2 separate regions of the Homo sapiens genome follow, and region 1 is linked to region 2. Evidence: chromatin contacts called from ENCODE Hi-C or POLR2A ChIA-PET data. All regions are on one chromosome and are shown on one strand. Each heading gives the region's core, a stretch centred on a gene start or an enhancer-like site at or near the end of the contact. The rest is flanking DNA. Distances are from core to core; before and after follow the strand shown. Region 1 holds the start of DDRGK1 (DDRGK domain containing 1). Region 2 overlaps UBOX5 (U-box domain containing 5).

Region 1 (4,371 bases), core at 1-2,500, 87 kb after region 2:
AAATGACAATGCTGCCTATAAGCCCAGCCCGGCCCATGGCAGGAGGAGCGGCAGCCCGGAAGCCTCACCTCCTCTGCTTAGCGGCCTGCTGCCCACAGCACAAGGCCCCGACTTCTCAGTCTGACTGGCAAGGCCTTTTCCACCAGGCCCACAGCTTGGTCCCAGGCGGGGGCTCAGCCCTTCCCTCGGGCCTGTGTGAATACTCCTCTCCCCTCCCGGCTCCACCTTTCCAGCTGGCCTGTCAGGAGGCCCCTATCCTGATGTCCCCAGCTCTCATCGAGTACCCCCTGCAGGAATCCACTGATTTCTCGCCTAACACCACCTGTGGTTTTATCTGGCTCCCCAGCCAGAGAGTACACTTCCCGGCGGTGGCCGAGCCTCCCCCGGGAAGACCTGCTGGATCTCCGCCTTCCCTCAGCGTGTCCCTTCCGCTCCTGGGAGCGCGCAGGTGCTCAGAGGTAGCTTGTGGGCCCAGGGAGCAGGAAAACACATATACAAACCCGCCCGCTGACCAGAAATGGGGGGAAAGAGGGAGGATGGGTGTATCTGTTCTGTGCCCTGGCCAATGACATGGCCTTCTGATCGGGGAGCGGATTGGGGAGGGAGAGTGGGCCCTCTCCTTGGCGGGAAGGGAGAGAGCTTCAGGAATTTCCTGGAGCCGCCTCGCGCTTCTCCAGCTCGTGGGGGACAGGCAGAAAATATTCAGATGCCCCCTTCCTGGCACCTGCTCTGGAGCCAGGCTGGGAGGAATGGAAAACCCCTGCGGCCTCCCTAACAGGTGCAGAGGGAAAGGGCCCCGACGGTGACGGATGGGAGTGTGCGCCGGCCAGGGCCTCAGGCCTTTGGAGGTATGGAGTTCCCGGGGGTGAAGAGAGGGATGAGGCCAGACTCTGGCTTGGAGTCGAGAGAAAGGGGTAGCGGCGCGGCCACCGATTCCAGGTAGGGCACTGCGGAAGCCCCACCCGGCACACGACTAGCGCACGGACGCGCATGCGTCCCGCCCGCCCAGGTGCGCACGCGCAGGAGCCGCGGCGCGACGGTCCACAAAGGCTCAGAAGGCCAGAAAACCCGGTACCACCAACCCTGGTGCAGCGGCATCTCCTACCTGATGCCGCCCGGCCCCGGCTGCGAGTCAGGAAGAGGATAAAGCCGACTAGCAGAGCCGCCGCTACCAAGTACCACACAGGCGCCACCATGACGAGGGCCTCAGTGCAGAACCACTGCGTCCACCCTGAGGCCGGGATCTCATAGGCCCCGCCCCTATTTCCCAATCTAGACTCCGCCCACTACTCGGAGCCCCGCCCAGCGGCACATCACAGAGAGGCTTTAATGTCAGACATTAAAATGAGTTTGGGGGGTGTAAAGAAACCCACAATGTTAAGAGGAAATTATAGCAGACGGTATGTCCAGTAGAAAACATCTATGTATGTTTTTTTTTTTTGAGACGGAGTCTCTGTCGCACAGGCTGGAGTGCGGTGGTGCGATCTCGGCTCACTGCAACCTCCACCTCCCAGGTTCAAGCGATTCTCCTGCCTCAGACTCCCGAGTAGCTGGGATTACAGGCGCCCGCCACCACGCCCGGCTAATTTTTGTATTTTTAGTAGAGATGGGGGTTTCACCGTGTTGGCCAGGCTGGTCTCGAACTCCTGACCTTGTGATCCACCCACCTTGGCCTCCCAAAGTGCTGGGATTACAGGCGTGAGCCACCGCGCCCGGACTATATATGTTTTAAAAATCACTAAACAATCCCACATAGTGTTTATGGAAACAACCGTGGAAAAAGTACGAAAAGAGGCTTGGGACTGATGCACACCAACTTCAGGATAGCGATTACCTCTAGGAGGAGGGAAGCGGGTTGGGGTTTTGCTGTATCTGTGACACTGAATTTCTTTCTTTCTTTCTTTCTTTTGAGGGGAAGGGGAGGGGAGGGGAGGGCAGTACTGGAATTTATTAAGCTTTTTGTATACATGATAACAGAAGTAAAGATTTATTTCAGGAGCCAGGCACAGAGGCTCGTCTGTTAACCCAATACTTTGGGAAGTCTAGGTAGAGGTGAGCCTAGGAGTTCAAGACCAGCCTGGGCAACATGATGAAACCCTGTCTCTACAAAATACAAAAATTAGCCAGGTGTGGTGGCATGCACCTGTGATTCCAGGTACTTGGGAAGATGAGGTGGGAAGATCACCTGAGCCCAGGGAGGTCGAGGCTGCAGTGAGCCATGATCATGCCAGTGCACTCCAGCCTGGGTGATAGAGTGAGACCCTGTCTCAGAAAATAAAAATAAATAAAAATAAATTCAGGACCAATGAACAATGGTGAGAAAGGGATTTGAAAAAATACGGGCCAGATGAGGTGGCTCTCCCCTGTAATCCTAGCACTTTGGGAGGCCGAGGTGGGCGGATCACTTCAGGTCAAGTGTTCAAAACCAGCCTAGCTGACGTGATGAAATCCTGTCTCTACTAAAAATACAAACAATGAGTGGGGCGTGGTGGCACATGCCTGTAATCCCAGCTACTCGGGAGGCTGAGGCAGGAGAATCACTTGAACCCAGGGGGCGGACGTTGCAGTGAGCCAAGATTGCACCACTGCACACCAGCCTGAGCGACAGAGCAAGACTCTGTCTCAAAAAAAAAAAAAAAAGAAAGAAAGAAAGAAAAAGAAAAAGAAAAAATATGGGCTGGGCGAGGTGGCTCACACCTGTAATCCCAGCACTTTGGGAGGCTGAGGTGGGTGGATCACCTGAACTCAGGAGTTTGAGACCAGCCTGACAAACACAGTGAAACCCTGTCTCTACTAAAAATACAAAATTAGCTTGGCGTGGTGGTGGGTGCCTGTAATCCCAGCTACTTGGGAGGCTGAGGCAGGAGAATCTCTCGAAGCCGGGAGGCAGAGGTTGCAGTGAGCCGAGATCACACTATTGCACTCCAGCCTGGGCAACAGAGTGAGACTCAGTCTCAAAAAAAAAAAAAAAAAAAAAAAAGCTGGGCACCGTGGCTCACGCCTACAATCCCAACCAACACTTTGGGAGGTCGAGGTGGGTGGATCACCTGAGGTCGGGAATTTGAGACCAGCCTGACCAACATGGAGAAACCCCATCTCTACTAAAAATACAAAATTAGCCGGGTGTGGTGGCTCATGCCCATAATCCCAGCACTTCGGGAGGCTGAGGCAGGCGGATCACGAGGTCAGGAGATCAAAACCATCCTGGCTAACACGGTGAAACCCCGTCTCTACTAAAAATACAAAAAAATTAGCCAGGCGTGGTGGTGGGCGCCTGTAGTCCCAGCTACTTGGGAGGCTGAGGCAGGAGAATGGTGGGGACCCGGGAGGCGGAGCTTGCAGTGAGCTGAGATCGCGCCACTGCACTCCAGCCTGGGCGACAGAGTGAGACTGTCTCAAAAAAAAAAAAAAAAGAAGAAGAAAGATACAAAAATTAACCAGGCATGGTGGTGCATGCCTGGAGTCCCAGCTACTCAGGAGGCTGAGGTGGGAGAACTGCTCGAACCCAATATGCAGAGGTTGCAGTGAGCCGGGACCACACCACTGTACTTCAGCCTGGGCAACAGAGCAAGACTCCATCTCAAAAAAAATAAATAAATAAAAGAATGAAAAAGAAAGTTATCTATGGACTTGTAATTATAGATGTCAGTTGTGATCTTTTTGTTTGTTGGTTTTTTGAGACAGGGTCTCACTCACATCACCCAGGCTAGAGTACAGTGGCACTCTTGGCTCACTGCAGCCTCGACTTCCCAGGCTCAGGTGATCCTCCCACCTCAGCCTCCTAAACAGCTGTGACTACAGGTGTGTGCCCCCAAGCCCAACTAATTTTTTGTATTTTTTGTAGAGACTGGGTTTCACCATGTTGTCTAGGCTTGTCTTGAACTCCTGGGATCAAGTGATCCACTGTGCCCAAGCTAGTTATCTTACATTACAGAACACCTACTATGTACCAGGAGCTGGGATTTAAGAATGAGAGGTGAGGCTGGGCACCGTGGCTCAAGCCTGTAATCTCAGCACTTTGGGAGGCTGAGGTGGAGGGATCTCCTGAGGTCAGGAGTTTGAGACCAGCCTGGTCAATATGGTGAAACCCCACCTCTACTAAAAGTACAAAAATTCACTGGGTGTGGTGGTGCATGTCTGTAATCCCAGCTACTCAGGAGGCTGAGGCAGGAGAATCCCTTGAACCCGGGAGTCGGAGGTTGAAGTGAGCCGAGATCGTGCCACTGCACTCAAGCCTGGGCGACAAGAGCAAGACTCCATCTCAAAACAACAACAACAACAACAACAAAACACAGTGGCTGATGCCTGTAATCCCAGCACTTAGGGAGGCCGAGGTGGGCATATCACGACGTCAGGAGTTCGAGACCAGCC
Region 2 (4,794 bases), core at 1,219-3,718:
GAGGTAAAGCCCTAGGAACACCGGCAGTTCCTGCCCATCCCACCGGCTTCAGGCTTTTCTCCTCCTGGAGAAACTGCTGGGCAGACATGAGCCACCTCGTGGCTCAACTGCAGAACTGCACGCTCCTTTTTTTTTTTTTTTTTTTTTTTGAGATGGAGCCTTGGTCTGTCGCCCAGGCTGAGAAGGAGTGCAGGGGTGCCATCTCAGCTCACTGCAACCTTCGCCTCCTGGATTCAAGCGATTCTCCTGTCTCAGCCTCCCAAGTAGCTGGGACTACAGGTGTGCGCCACCACGCCTGGCTAATTTTTTGTATTTTAGTAGAGACGGGGTTTCACCATGTTGGCTAGGAGATCTCCTGACCTCGTGATCCACCTGCCTCAGCCTCCCAAAGTGCCGGGATTACAGGCGTGAGCCACAGCGCCTGGCCTCCTTTCTAAAGGCCTCCTTGCTGGCCAAGAAAATAACTGGGGCAAGCAAACGCCAGCTTTGGACTGCTGCTCCCTGCCCCCCATTCCCTCCCCAGCGGCCTTAGTCTTCTCTTTCCCTAACTCCACCCTTCTGGGGACCCCACCACCCCCCAGAGGGGTTCATCTGCATTTTCTAGGTGTTCATGTCCTCTCTCTCCTGTTAAGTAAAACAAAGCAGTTTTTACCGAATAGAACTAAGACCCCACGTTGACCACGCCACAATTTAGGGGACCTTTAGTGTAGGATCAACAGAAAGCCAAGCCATGGAATGAGGGTGAAGGCCAAAGGGGTAGGGGGACAGCTGCCCAAGAAAGACCCCAGGGACCTGTGTGGCAGAAAAATTTGCAATGCTGTCTCAAAGAGGAGAATGGAAACTTTTGTCCACTGTTTGCAGGACACAGGACATCAGCTCAGGGCCTTGAAGGAGCCCTAGTCAGCGTGGTCCTGAGTCACCAAGTCTGTCAAGGCCAACAGGACTGAGACCTCCACAAACTGACGCTGAAGTCTAAGGACCTTTTTCCTTGTTCCACCCCACTGCGCCTCAGATGTTTCCAGGAGTTTCTGAAGGTCATGTTAACTAGAATTTACTCTTAAAACCAAAGACACAGAAATAAACGTTAAGCATAGTATTTGCATAGTCTTTTAGAAGAACATAGGAAACTAAAAGAATGATCAACCTAAACAGAATAATTTCCATAAGGAAAAAGAAAAGGTTGCCAGGCCAGGCACAGTGGCTCACACCTGTAATCCCAGCACTTTGGGAGGCTGAGACAGGCAGATCGCCTGAAGTCAGGAGTTCAAGACCAGCCTGGTCAACATGGCGAAATCCTGTCTCTACTGAAAATACAAAAATTAGCCAGGCGTAGTAGTGCGTGCCTGTAATCCCAGCTACTCGGGAAGCTGAGGCAGGAGATTCGCTTGAACTCAGGAGGCAGAGGTTGCAGTGAGCCATAATCACACTACTGCACTCCAGCCTGGGTGACAGAGCGAGACTCCATCTCAAAAAAAAAAAGGAAACGTGTCAAAGAGCTACCCTCCACAAGCACCAAGCACTGACAATCACAAGGACTTCTACTAGACAGGCAGAGTGGGTATTCCAATACTATTCAATTGTTCCACAGCACAGAAAAGAAAAAATTCTAAATTCTTTCTATGGAACAAAAAAATCATCAATGACACCTGACCAAAGATGGCACACACACACACACACACACACACACACACACACACACACTACAGTCCAACCCCACTAATGAATACAAAAATCCTAACACTAGCAAACAGAACCATTAAAATCTATTAACAGGGGCCAGGCGCTGTAGCTCATGCCTGTAATCCCAGAGTTTTGGGAGGCCAAGGCGGGTGGATTGCCTGAGCTCAGGAGTTTGTGACCAGCCTGGGCAACATGGTGAAACACCGTCTCTAATAAAATACGAAAAATTAGCCGGGTGTGGCGGCATGTGCCTGTAGTCCCAGCTACTCAGGAGGCAGAAGCAGGAGAATTGCTAGAATCCAGGAGGCAGAGGTTGCAGTGAGCCAAGATCGCACAAGTGCACTCCAGCCCGGGCGACAGAGCGAGACTCCGTCACTATATAGATAAATAAATAAATAACAGGGCTGGGCGTGGTGGCTCACACTTGTAATCCCAGCACTTTGGGAGGCTGAGGCAGGCAGATCACCTGAGGTCAGGAGTTCAAGACCAGCCTGGCCAACATGGCGAAACCCCATCTCTACTACAAATACAAAAATTAGCCAGGCATGGTGGCGAGCGCCTGTAATCTCAGCTAATCAGGAGGCTGAGGCAGGAAAATCACTTGAATCCGGGAGGCGGAGGTTGCAGTGAGCAGAGATTGCGACACTGCACTCCAGCCAGGGCGACAGAATGAGACTCTGTCTCAAAAAATAAAAATAAAAATAAAAAAAATTAGCCAGTATGGTGCTGTGCGCCTGTAGTCTTGGCTACCGAGGCAGGAGAATCACTTAAATCCCAGCAGCAGAGGTCGCAGTGAGCAGAGATTGCGTCACTGCTGCACTCCAGCCTGGGCGACAGAGGGAGACTGTTTCCAAAAAAACAAAACAAAAAGAAACCATTAACAGGCCGGGCACTATCGCTCATGCCTGTAATCCCAGCACTTTGGGAGGCTGAGGCAGGTAGATAACCTGAGGTCAGGAGTTCAAGATCAGCTTGGCCAACATGACAAAACCCAGTCTATACTAAAAATACAAAAATTAGCTGGGCACGGTTGTGGGCACCTGTAATCCCAACTACTCTGGAGGCTGAGGCAGGAGAATTGCTTAGACCAGGAGGCAGAGGTTGCAGTGAGCCAAGATTGTGCTATTGCACTCCAGCCTGGGTGACAGAGTGAGACTCTGCCTCATAAAAATACAAAAATCAGCCAGGTGTAGTGGCTCACACCTGTAATCCCAGCACTTTGGGAGGCCGAGGTGGGTGGATCATGAGGTCAGGAGATCAAGACCATCCTGGCTAACACAGTGAAACCCCGTCTCTACTAAAAGTATTAAAAAAATTAGCCAGGTGTGCTGGCGGGCGCCTGTAGTCCCAGCTACTCAGGAGGCTGAGGCAGGAGAATGGCGTGAACCAGGGAGGCGGAGCTGGCAGTGAGCCAAGATCGCGCCACTGCACTCCAGCCTGGGCGACAGAGCGAGACTCCGTCTCAAAAAAAAAGAAAAAAAATCAGCCAGGCGTGTTGGCACGCACCTATAGTCCCAGCTATTCCAGAGGCTGAGGCATGAGAATTGCTTGAACCCGGGAGGCAGAGATTGAAGTGAGCCGAGATCACACCACTGCACTCTACCCTGAGTGACACAGTGAGACTCCATCTCAAAAAAAAAGGAAGGAAGGAAGGAATTATTTAGGTTGAATTACACAGAAGTTTGTCACTGATCTGTGTTCTCGAACTAAGAAATATGAAGATGGAGGCTAAGAAATCATTTCTCTTAATATTATAAATAAGCAATTAACAAATACCTTGGGAAAAATAAGAATACAATAGAAGTGAGGAGTGTGACTTTCAAGATTACATTCTAAAAGATGGATTTCCCTCGTCTGTGCACTCTCTCTGGAACGCACAGCTCCCACACAGTACACTGCCCTATGGAGAGGCCCACAAGGCAAGGAACCGAGGGCAGCCTTGGGCCAACAGCCAACCAGCAAGTGAGGCCTCAGTCCAACAATGCATCAACGAGCTGAATCTTGCAACAATGATGTGGGTGAGACTAGAAGTAAATGCTTCCCCAGTTGATCCTTGAGATGACCACAGCCTCAGCCACCAGTTTGATGGCAGACTTGGAAGACCCTGAAGCAGAGAATCCAGCCAAGTTACGCTGGGATTTGTGATCCACAGAAGTTATGAGACAATGAATGTTTGTTGCTGTAAGCCAGTAAGTTTTGGGGTAATTTGTTACCTAGCAATAGATAACCAATACTTCTTTAACATGATAAAAACATCTATCTCAGGCCAGGCGCGGTGGCTTATACCTGTAATCCTAGCACTCTGGGAGGCTGAGGTGGGCGAATCACCTGAGGTCAGGAGTTCGAGACCAACCTGGCCAACATGGTGAAAACCTGTCTTTACTAAAAATACAAAAAATTAGCCGGTGTGGTGGTACATGCCTGTAATCCCAGCTACTTGGGAGGCTGAGGCAGGAGAATTGCTTGAAGCTGCGAGGCGGAGGCTGCAGTGAGACGAGATTGCGCCATTGCACTCCAGCCTGGGTAACAGAGTGAGGCTCCATCTCAACAACAACAAAAAAACATCTATCTCAGCCTAAGATCCAACATCCAGCTTGCCCTGAGGTATTCACACTGAACACATTCAGCTGCAGAGGTCACCCAGTGAACCAGGGCTGCTCACCTCAGGAGAGAGCAGCATCACCGGCCCTAGAAATCACTGGCAATGCCCCAGGGAAGAGGCAGGAAGCCAGGATCCTTAAATCTCATACTCAAGAATGTTGCAGGCCAGGCACAGTGGCTTGCAGATCCCAGCACTTTAGGAAGCCGAGGCAGGTGGATCACGAGGTTAACAGGTTGAGACCATCCCGGGCACCATGGTGAAACCCCTTCTCTACTAAAAATACAAAAATTAGCTGGGCGTGGTGGCGCGCGTCTGTAATCCCAGCTACTCCAGAGGCTGAGGCAGGAGAATCACTTGAACCTGGGAGGCGGAGGTTGCAGTGAGCCAATATCACGCCACTGCACTCCAGCCTGGTGACAGAGCGAGACTCCATCTCAAAAAAAAAAAAAAAAACAGAAGTCGAGTGCAGTGGCTTACATCTGTAATCCCGGCACTTTGGGAGGCCAAGGTGG

What was found. A loop is a pair of places that touch in the nucleus more often than their neighbours do. ChIA-PET counts read pairs that join two places held with the same protein, here RNA polymerase II (POLR2A). Pooled maps may share reads with other maps.
Region 1: a loop to region 2 is called in a map of dorsolateral prefrontal cortex, with 2.0 times the contacts of the local background. The contact joins the promoter of DDRGK1 here to the enhancer-like site in region 2. A Hi-C loop is called at or near these places in 8 of 168 maps with a recorded cell type or tissue (CD4-positive, alpha-beta T cell, CD8-positive, alpha-beta T cell, HepG2 and 3 more), 1 of 37 single-sample maps with no recorded cell type and 25 of 50 pooled maps. POLR2A ChIA-PET finds 5 or more read pairs at or near these places in 10 of 52 experiments (HEK293, OCI-LY7, RWPE1 and 6 more).

The regions. Positions count from the first base shown.
Region 1 is chr20:3,203,432-3,207,802 of GRCh38, forward strand. DDRGK1 (DDRGK domain containing 1) reads right to left here and starts at 1,251. Exons shown (of 9, transcript NM_023935.3): 1 at 1,106-1,251. The coding sequence starts at 1,196. It also overlaps a transcript of ITPA not described here. RefSeq lists an enhancer at 943-1,162.
Region 2 is chr20:3,115,628-3,120,421 of GRCh38, forward strand. All of the region lies in intron 3 of UBOX5 (U-box domain containing 5), which reads right to left. The region is part of intron 5 of UBOX5-AS1 (UBOX5 antisense RNA 1); the gene reads left to right. Among named protein-coding and RNA genes, the nearest start is that of UBOX5-AS1, 11 kb to the left of the region's middle. Within about 2 kb of position 2,469, at least 8 of the 41 ENCODE cell types and tissues checked have a DNase peak (open chromatin) inside an H3K27ac peak, as active enhancers do; they include dorsolateral prefrontal cortex, where a contact is called at or near this core.